2 separate regions of the Homo sapiens genome follow, and region 1 is linked to region 2. A link is an interaction called in ENCODE POLR2A ChIA-PET data of the cell type or tissue named here. Cell type or tissue: PC-3. All regions are shown on one strand. Each heading gives the region's core, and the rest is flanking DNA. Links, peaks and the distances in the headings are about the cores only. Region 1 overlaps AKAP6 (A-kinase anchoring protein 6). Region 2 has its middle 38 kb from the start of NPAS3.

Region 1 (4,402 bases), core at 212-4,211, 200 kb after region 2:
TTTAAGCTGGAAGAGTTATTTTTAACCCTTTATAAATCATGTACAAATCATGTTGCTTAACAACGGGGTATGTTCTGAGAAATGTATATCCCTGCTATAATCTCTCCCTTTCTCCCCACCTCACTTTCTGGTCTCCATTCAAGCAGTGTTTCATGATTTTGTCACTGTGTGAACATCCTAGAGTGTACTTAGATAAACCTAGATGATAGAGTAGATGGTAGAGACTATTACACATCTTGGCTATACGGTAGAGCCTATTGCTCCTAGGCTACAAACCTGTACAGCATGTTACTATACTGAATACTGTAGGCAACCGTAACACAATGGTAAGTATTTGTGTACATAAATATAGAAAAGGTATAGTAAAAATATAGTATTATAATCTTATGGGATAACCATTGCATATGTAGTCCTTCAAAGGCCAAAAATCTTGTTATGCAGCCCATGACTATAATCTAATATTTTATTGATGAGGAGCAGGTAAGCTATCGTTCAAGGAACAAATATATAAGTGGGGTGTTTCAGTGAGCTTCATACTATCTGAAAACTCTTGTTTAATTATAACAATAATCACCAGGCTGCAACTTCTGAATTTGGCCCTTGAAATTAACCCTTGGAGTCTGGAATTCCAGACCAACTTCGGATCACTAGGAGATCTGTCATCTGTGCTCTGTAGGTAGCAGCGAACTGGCAGTCCTTTGTGCATAGGTAAGGAGCCTCTGATAGGGCACACCCTCACCATACTACAATGTCAGCTGTACCTGCTGGGGAGGACAGTGCAGCAGCAACAGCAGCAGTCTGAGCTATAACTCTCTAAACGTTGAAATGCTTCTAGGTCACTCAGTCTATAACACTTAGAGAATGGGGGAGGAGGTGTCATGAGCTTCCCCAAGCCCAAGAATAATGCCACCTTTGATCTGTAGAAATGAAAAAATGGAGCTTTTCCTTCACAAGTGGGTTTTAAATATTTCTCCATTAATAGTTAATGCACATGCAGACCAGCAGAGTGACAGCTCCCTGTGATTATGAATTCTGGCGTCGTAACTCTAGTCCAAATAGGAGCTGAACTTTCAAAATCATAGTGGTTACTTTTGACAAATTAAATTGTCCTACTTAGGAAGAGAGGAGGAATGACGAGAAAGAAAGTGAGAGAGTGGGTGCAAATTCTCCTTCGAGGTAATTCTCAGGTTGAGGAAGAAAAAATGAGAAAAGACTACATTTGTGTTTTCTAGGCTGACGATATTGCCAATGTTCATTAGAAAATAGATATAGAAGGCTCCTATTCAGAGGTAGAGCAAGACAGATAAGGGGGAAGGGAAGTCATTGGCAGTATAACTCACTGTCTCAAAACAAAGAAGAAAGTACATTTAAGGGAATGGTTAGTTTTTAATAGGAATTAGGTTGCTCTTGAGACTGCAGTTTAAAATTAACTCAAAAAATGATCTTAAATTTCTAACAATATAAAAATAACAAGAAATAGTTCAAATAGAAAGTCCACTTTATAGCCCATTGCAGTATTAATTAAGGTTTCTGAATGATGTTAAGTTGTACTAATGTAGTCTTTGCCCATTAAATCCAATTATTTGTCTTTATAAATTCCTTGTGTATTTTGCTGGCTTTGGATTAGCCTAAATATCACAATAGATGCTGTACTCAGGATATCTGCTGAGTGGATAGTCTAGGGTTTCTGTATTTCATACAATCTGTAGTTTCATGTTTAGGAGGTAAGGCTAGCTGATTTTCTAGTGCAAATCAGGATATAAAAATATATAGGTAAAGTCAGGAAGGTAATGCCTAATGTTGAAAAAGCTAAATAAGCTTCACTCTCACTGACTAGCATCTTATTAGATTTTATCTAACCTGACATTTCTAAACACATACCTTGGGGATCAACCTAGGACTTCATAAGTGCATGAGTCAGGGTTTGGGCATAAATACTCCAGGAAAGGGGTTGAGTGATGAAATACAGAGAGACACCCAGGGAGAGAAGAACAAAGGTTTTAAATGCTCTAATAGAAGGAATAAAGATTCGGTCCTGCTCTACAGTTTCCTAGGATTTTTGCCATCACTCAGCTGAAGATCTCCCTTAGAAGTTTCACCTCATCCTTTTCGTTAATACTAGGGATGATGAGCTTCATTTTCATCCTTGATTTTTAAACTCACAACTGTTGGTTCAATATCAGCTATATAAAGTGTTTGTTCAATAACGTTTACAGTACAAGTTTAAGGCATTTTCCTTGTTGTTATATAAGTATTTTAAGAAACAAAGATGGTATAGATATGTTGAGATGGACTGGGAAATGCTGTAAAATGGGTTGGGAGGTCTCGTTGAGTTGTCACAATGAGTGGGGAACATGAAGAGTAAATGTTCTGTAGTGTAAAAGACAGGCCCACAAACTAAAAAAAAATTGTTTCGCCCTAAATGTCAATGGTGCCCTTAATAAAAAAGGTTAATAAAGCACTGGTATCTTTTGGGGTCAACAAATACAAAGATTAGAGATAAATAAGGTAGTCTCAAATTGTATTTAAAACCTGGCAAGGCCTGGGCACCAATTGAAAAGCTTTACTCCTTCAGGGGTCTCTATGATCAACAGACCATAAATACCCCTTTCTCAAGGCATCAGTTCAGTTGATTCCTGGAAAAGCAGATTAGAACAGAGGAATAGGATATTGAAAATGTTGACTTAACCTGGAAATCCCTGAGGATTCTTGAGAAGACATGAAATTAATTCTTCTCATCAATTTTTCTAATTTAGGAGCCACCTGAAGTTCTACATGACTCCTCAGTCAATATCCTCAGGGTTATTCTGGAGGCTTCCAAGCCTCTGGAATAATTTGGGAGTGCACATAAAGAAAGACCCTACAGACTAGCAGCATTTTCTACTGGTTTCTAACTCAATCTTTAATTTTGCTTATAAGCCAAATGTAAAGTTAGTGCTGGTCTAATGAGCAGAGCTATGTTAAGCACCTAAAAGCAGAAGAATGGTGACAGGACGTGAGTCACAAATGAAAAATCACAGTACAGAAAATGTTTGGAAAAATACTATAACCCAGAAGTTCTGAGTGGGTGGAATAATGGCCTTCAATATGCCAGAATGGGAATTTTCAGGCAAAGCACTTATAAGGAAACTGCAAGAAAAAAGAAGACTGCATTTTTGTTCAATGATTTCCTATTAATTGTGATGTAAATTATATGAATGTGATTTTGACAAAGAATAGCACTGTTTCTGAAAAAATAGTGGCTTATGTGCAAAATAAAAAATGCATCAAGAAGAAAAGAAATATTATTTGGCATCATGAGTGCAATAAAGTCCGAGATAATGGCTTATGGTTAGGTAACCTTTTATATTTTTCCCATTTGGCTCAATTCTTAATACTTAAGTCTTAGGGATAAAATATTTTTCTATCACTAAATTAATAGAGATTTATATGCACGTTTTCATATGTAATTCCTGATCCTGATGTGAAATGTGAAGTCATCTAGTTTTTGTTAAATTAGGTTGAGACTGTTACTGTAACAATATGTTATGCCAGAAGATATATTAGATAGCTGTGTTGTTAATGTGGACAGCTACCCATACAGGAAACAGCTAACAGTCAACAAACTCAATTAAGGTTGGACTGCATTCTTTAGAGAATAAAATGTCCCCATTTGCTGGGTCCCTGGGGAGCTTATATCTTCTCTTAACTGAGATGATTCCTAGGGGACACTAATTAAAGTCAACCAGACCCTTGAAAAGTACAAATATCTCTCTTTAGAGGAGGTAAAAGTTAAAATCATTTATTAAAGAACGGTAATTTAAAATGATACCATTGAAGAAGAAAGAAGGCAACTTTTATTTGACCTTGAATGTACTTCTTATTCTATAAGAAATTTTTAAAAACTAGAAGGTAGTTGTTTCTTGTCATTATACTGTTGCTGATTCTGTGGTTAGTTATTAATTTTATTTTTTATGATTCACAATCTGCTCTTTGAAATATGCCATATGCTCAAAGCAATTCAAGGATGACAACTGTCAGAATTACTCCAATAAAAATTGCCTAAATGAGGAAGATTTACTGCAGTCTGATATTTCAGTGGAAAGTCCCTCTTCCCTCCCCCTGACAGCTTTTGCAGGCACTGTGAATCCTGCAACCATTTTTTTTTTTTTTAGGCAAAATCACATGATTGCTTTATAAGAACTGCTAAGACTATTTAAGTAGAATTGGTAAAATACAGTAGGTTAAGGGTGAATTAGCAAACATGGAAAACAATATAGATAGTTATTAGATGGATTGCCTACAATCAATACATGAGTTTCAAGCCAGTTTTCTTAAATCACATGGAAATGTATTGACTTAATATGACAACGTCTGCTCTATGTATCACTAATAAACATTAAATTGGATGAGGCCTGTACTT
Region 2 (4,402 bases), core at 170-4,169:
GTCACTTCGGATTACCTGTGGTGCTTACAAAATGCATATTCTTATGCTATAACCCTTATATCTCATCAGAATCTGTAAAGGTGAGGCTCAGGGCCCTCACATTTGACAAGCTACTTCTGGTGATTTTATGCATACTACAACTTGAAAACCACTGCAGACGTCATGACTATAGCAACTCAGATCGAGTAGTTTTTTTTTAAACAAAGTGACCTGTAAGTTCAAACAAGAATTCTTTTCAAATAATTGATCATCAGATTTTTAAATGTCAGCATTGAGGTAGATAGAAAACAAACTAAACACTCAAGGGCGTATGTGAAGGAACTGTAGTGGGACTTACATATTTAAATAACTGCAGAAATTCCTGACTACATTTTACCTGTAATCTAAGTGGCCGTTAGGAGAAACAGACTTCTACTAGATACAAGGCTCAGGAACGCTGGCAGATAAGGTAGGAGGGAAAAATTAAGTTTACCTTTAAAAGATACCAGAATCAAGGGAGACCGCAGAGGAGACAAACGACCATGCTGTGCCTTTGTTCTTTCCAATGTTGAATAAACTACACCTCTCCAATGTGGCATGAATTTCCCACACGTGAATAATTAATCTCCCAAAGAGCATCAGTACAAGAAAATATCCTTCCTTTTTGAGGACCCCATGGATCCTTCCGCTTCTCTGGATGTTTTCTGTTACATTTCAATACAGATGTGTTTAATTAGCTCAGTTTTGGGATCAGACATTTTGAAACTCAAGGAATTCACTTTCAAACCAGTGTCGGAGGAAATGGAATATGTGGAGCAAAATCAACATGACTCTTGTCAGCGAGTCAATAGATAAATATATTGTGATATATACTGAGCAAAAAACAAGAGAAACAACTATACTGATGAATCTAAAAAAAGCAGGCTAAGTAAAATAATCCAAACACAATAGAGTACATAAAGTATGAGTCCTATATGAAATTCTGGGAAGGTCAAAATTACAGTGAGAGAAAGCAGGTCACTGGTTACTTGGATCTGGGAGTCAGGAGAAGGCATCCACCATAAAGAGGCACAAGGGAACATTTTAAAGGAATGGGATTGTTCCATCTCTTGATTGGGGAGGTGGTTTCATGACTACATATAATTATGAAAATGTATTAAATTATATACCTCGAGTGAGTGAATTGTATTATATGTGTAAATCACACTTCATGAAAAGTATTAATAAAAAGTGAAATTTAGATGGAGTAAGAAAAGACTTTTTTTTTTTTGGAGACAGAGTCTCACTCTGTCACCCAGGCTGGAGTGCAGTAGTGCCATCTCGGCTCGCTGCAACCTCCACCACCCTGGTTCAAGCGATTCTCGCGGCTCACTGCAGCCTCCGCCACCTGGGTTCAAGCAATTCTCCCACCTCAGCCTCCAGAGTTGCTGGGATTACAGGAGCCTGCCACCATGCCTGGCAAATTTTTGTAGTTTTTAGTAGAGACGGGGTTTCATCAGGCTGATCTTAAACTCCTGACCTCGTGATTTACCCGCCTTGGCCTCCCACCGTACCTGGCCAGAGAACAGAGTAGGACACAAGGAACAGTCTGCAGAGGCATGGGCTGTAGTTTGGGGAAATGGTCTAGGGCCTGGAGATTTGGGCAGGTCCCAGCAAAGGAAACACCTTGGCAACTTAATGGAGAAGAAGGGGAAACTCTTCTCCTGGGGTGGCAGCTTCTTCACTTTGCTTTGTCTTATGTTGCTTGTTGGCTTCAGTGCCACACTGATCAGAGCTAGAGGAAGCCCAAAGCTCTACCTGAAGGTGATTAAGATCTTTGGAATTTGCTTACTGATAGGAACGTAGTAACATAGGAGGTATGGACCAGGAAGGGTTGAAGTAGACGACGATAACATGCAGACTGGCATCCCGGTGTGGGCATGTGTGGTGTTCAGCTAAGGGATGTACTGGGAAGGAAGAGAATACTTTCCAGTCTAAAGGACATTCGTCTAGAGACCAATGGCCTCTTTTGCAGGCTAGTCTCCTTGGAATTATTCTAATGATGTTAACAGATTATTTGATCTAGAAGCAAGTTACAAGCTACTAAATGATGTTAGAAGCAAGTTCCAAGCCGCGAAAGAATGCTAGTAAACATTGATTGAGTTACAAAGTATATCTCTGGGAAAAAAAAAAAAAACTTAGTAAAAGATACAGAAAATTGCTTCTGAAAAATTGAGGGCATTTAACAAGCAAGCTTGATTACAGCAGCTTTACCCCAGACCTCTCCAATGAGAATGGAAGCTATTTTTTTTAGATACTTTCCCATAAATATCCTGTCTGCATGCAGAGAACGAGGACAGTTGAATTCTGTCCATTTCATGAACCCCTTAAAAATAATAGGGTATCCCCATCAGTAGTGTTTTATGAGTTAGACAATAGATTTGGGTTGCCAAGTGGGATAACTTTTTATTTAAACCCAAATTTTCTTATTCACTCATGTGCTGTCATAAAGCAAATGAAATTTGGCTCTTAAAAAAAGTGGTAACTCATGTAAAGAAACAATTAGAGGGAATATTAAAAATCCATAAATCATATTCAATTTATAAAAAGCTCTTAGTGCCAATAAATAAGTCATGTCCTTATCTAGACACATTCAAACTGGGCATCCATTAAAAAAGCCCAAGGAAATGAAAAGTTCAAACGGAAGAAGAATCACCAGATGAATTACTTCATCCTAAATGTTGCAATTGGCTTCTTTTACAGGAACAATTTTTTTTCCAGAGATGATGCAGAACCTCATCAATCTAGCTCTTTACCCTTGGCGGATACTTGTCGTTCTATATGCACATATTTTTTTTTTCTCTTTGGCTTCAAGCACAAAACAGGGTATCATTGTGATCCAGGATTTGTTTGAAGAGATTTCATCTGGAAAGAAGTCAAACAGGGCACTAGCAGGGGAGCTTTTACAGATTATGACCTGTAATCTGGTTAATACTCTGAAACACAAAGATCCGAATGTTGGGATAAGACTACTTCATACGTGGCCATGTGCCCCACCTCCCCCAGCCCCTAGGAAGTCATCCCCGAGACTGACAGGAAGCCAGCTCGGGCATGCTGGCAGGCTAAAAGGAACGATAATGTAAATATAATGGCATATATTCCAAATCTTGCATAGGATAATCATCTAATAATAGGATTCACTTATTCTGCTGTTTTTGCCATAGGGATCAATTTCCTTTTTGGTTTAAGGACTTTACACCATATCCGTGGTCCTTGATAAAGAGAGGGTGTTGGGTTTGAGTGTAAGGCTTTATTTCCATTCAGATATTTGGACTAAACCTTCAAGTTTTACTTTTTAACTAAAAGGTTATGTAAAACCAGTGTTTAACTTTACATATCCATTTGGAGACCAGTAAATTTTAATTCATCCTCTTTTAGGAACCATCTGCTGAAAGTAAATCTTCATAACGTCTAAGTTAAATTGTGAATATGTTTTCCTTTATTTAAATGCAAAGAAGTTTCTATAAGACACTAAATGATATATTTTTTCTCAATCCAAAATAAAAGATTAAAGTTTGTTTCCCAAGTCAAACTTGAGGGATTTTTAGGTGATTTGGCTTACAAACAGCCCAATAAAGGCCATTTTAAAGTCCTAGGACATTATTTCTGTTTTGAAAATGAGAACTGCTCATGAGAGACTAAATCTCAGAAACTCTTCTTTTGTGCAAATCCATCTTCCAACATATTCACATGTATCCCCGTGCCCTGTGATCATGGTGATTAGGCATCCCAACAGTGATTCTCCAAGAAATAAATACTTAACAATTTACATGCAGAAAAAGTTATCAGAGGAAGCAAACCCCAAACCCCTGGTTCCTGGGCACCATTTCTTCATTTCTTAGTCATAATGGAAAGTGACCCATTCAGAGGAATACTTTATCTAACAAACATAATAACAGAGTCACTGGACCTCGAAAATATTGATCCACCTGCTCTGTGAAGGAGTTGTTGTCCTCTGAGTCTGTTCCCTTTAAAGCTGATGCCACTGAGGCAGAGAGATGTGTGAGATGCTGGAGTGCTTGTGGCTCTTGGAATATTATTAGAGCTCCTAAAGGTGTACATCAACCACGTACCCACAAAAATTTTTAAATAAAAAAAATTAGATCTCCTGATTCACTGTCAGTGAAGTTTTTGCAGACCAGTTGGGGAACTGAGCCGCATTCCTAAAAACACTGTCAGGGAAAGAGTAAATACTACATTTCAGACACCTTACATATATACTGACTCTCGGAAGTGGCCCACTTGTAAATCAGAAGTATCCAGGATTATTCTTCTGAGGTCAATCATTTTTCAGTTTGGTTGAGAAACAGAAGTTAGGCTGAAACTGAAGTTAGGCTGAGTAATTTCTGCAACAGTTTCAGAGACCAAAATGAGGAGAAATTCG

What was found. Peaks named below come from ENCODE experiments on the same cell type or tissue, not always from the same donor. Only the 100,000 strongest peaks of a DNase experiment are listed, where the experiment ranks them.
Region 1: POLR2A ChIA-PET joins it to region 2 with 6 read pairs; 2 of 35 experiments call an interaction of 5 or more read pairs at or near these places.

Annotation. Positions count from the first base shown.
Region 1 is chr14:32,696,545-32,700,946 of GRCh38, reverse strand. All of the region lies in intron 9 of AKAP6 (A-kinase anchoring protein 6), which reads right to left. Among named protein-coding and RNA genes, the nearest start is that of NPAS3, 240 kb to the left of the region's middle. In PC-3, for the core only: no CTCF peak of the experiment used is centred there; DNase peaks (open chromatin) are centred at 1,916 and 2,986.
Region 2 is chr14:32,899,050-32,903,451 of GRCh38, reverse strand. No RefSeq gene overlaps it. Among named protein-coding and RNA genes, the nearest start is that of NPAS3, 38 kb to the left of the region's middle. In PC-3, for the core only: no CTCF peak of the experiment used is centred there; no DNase peak of the experiment used is centred there.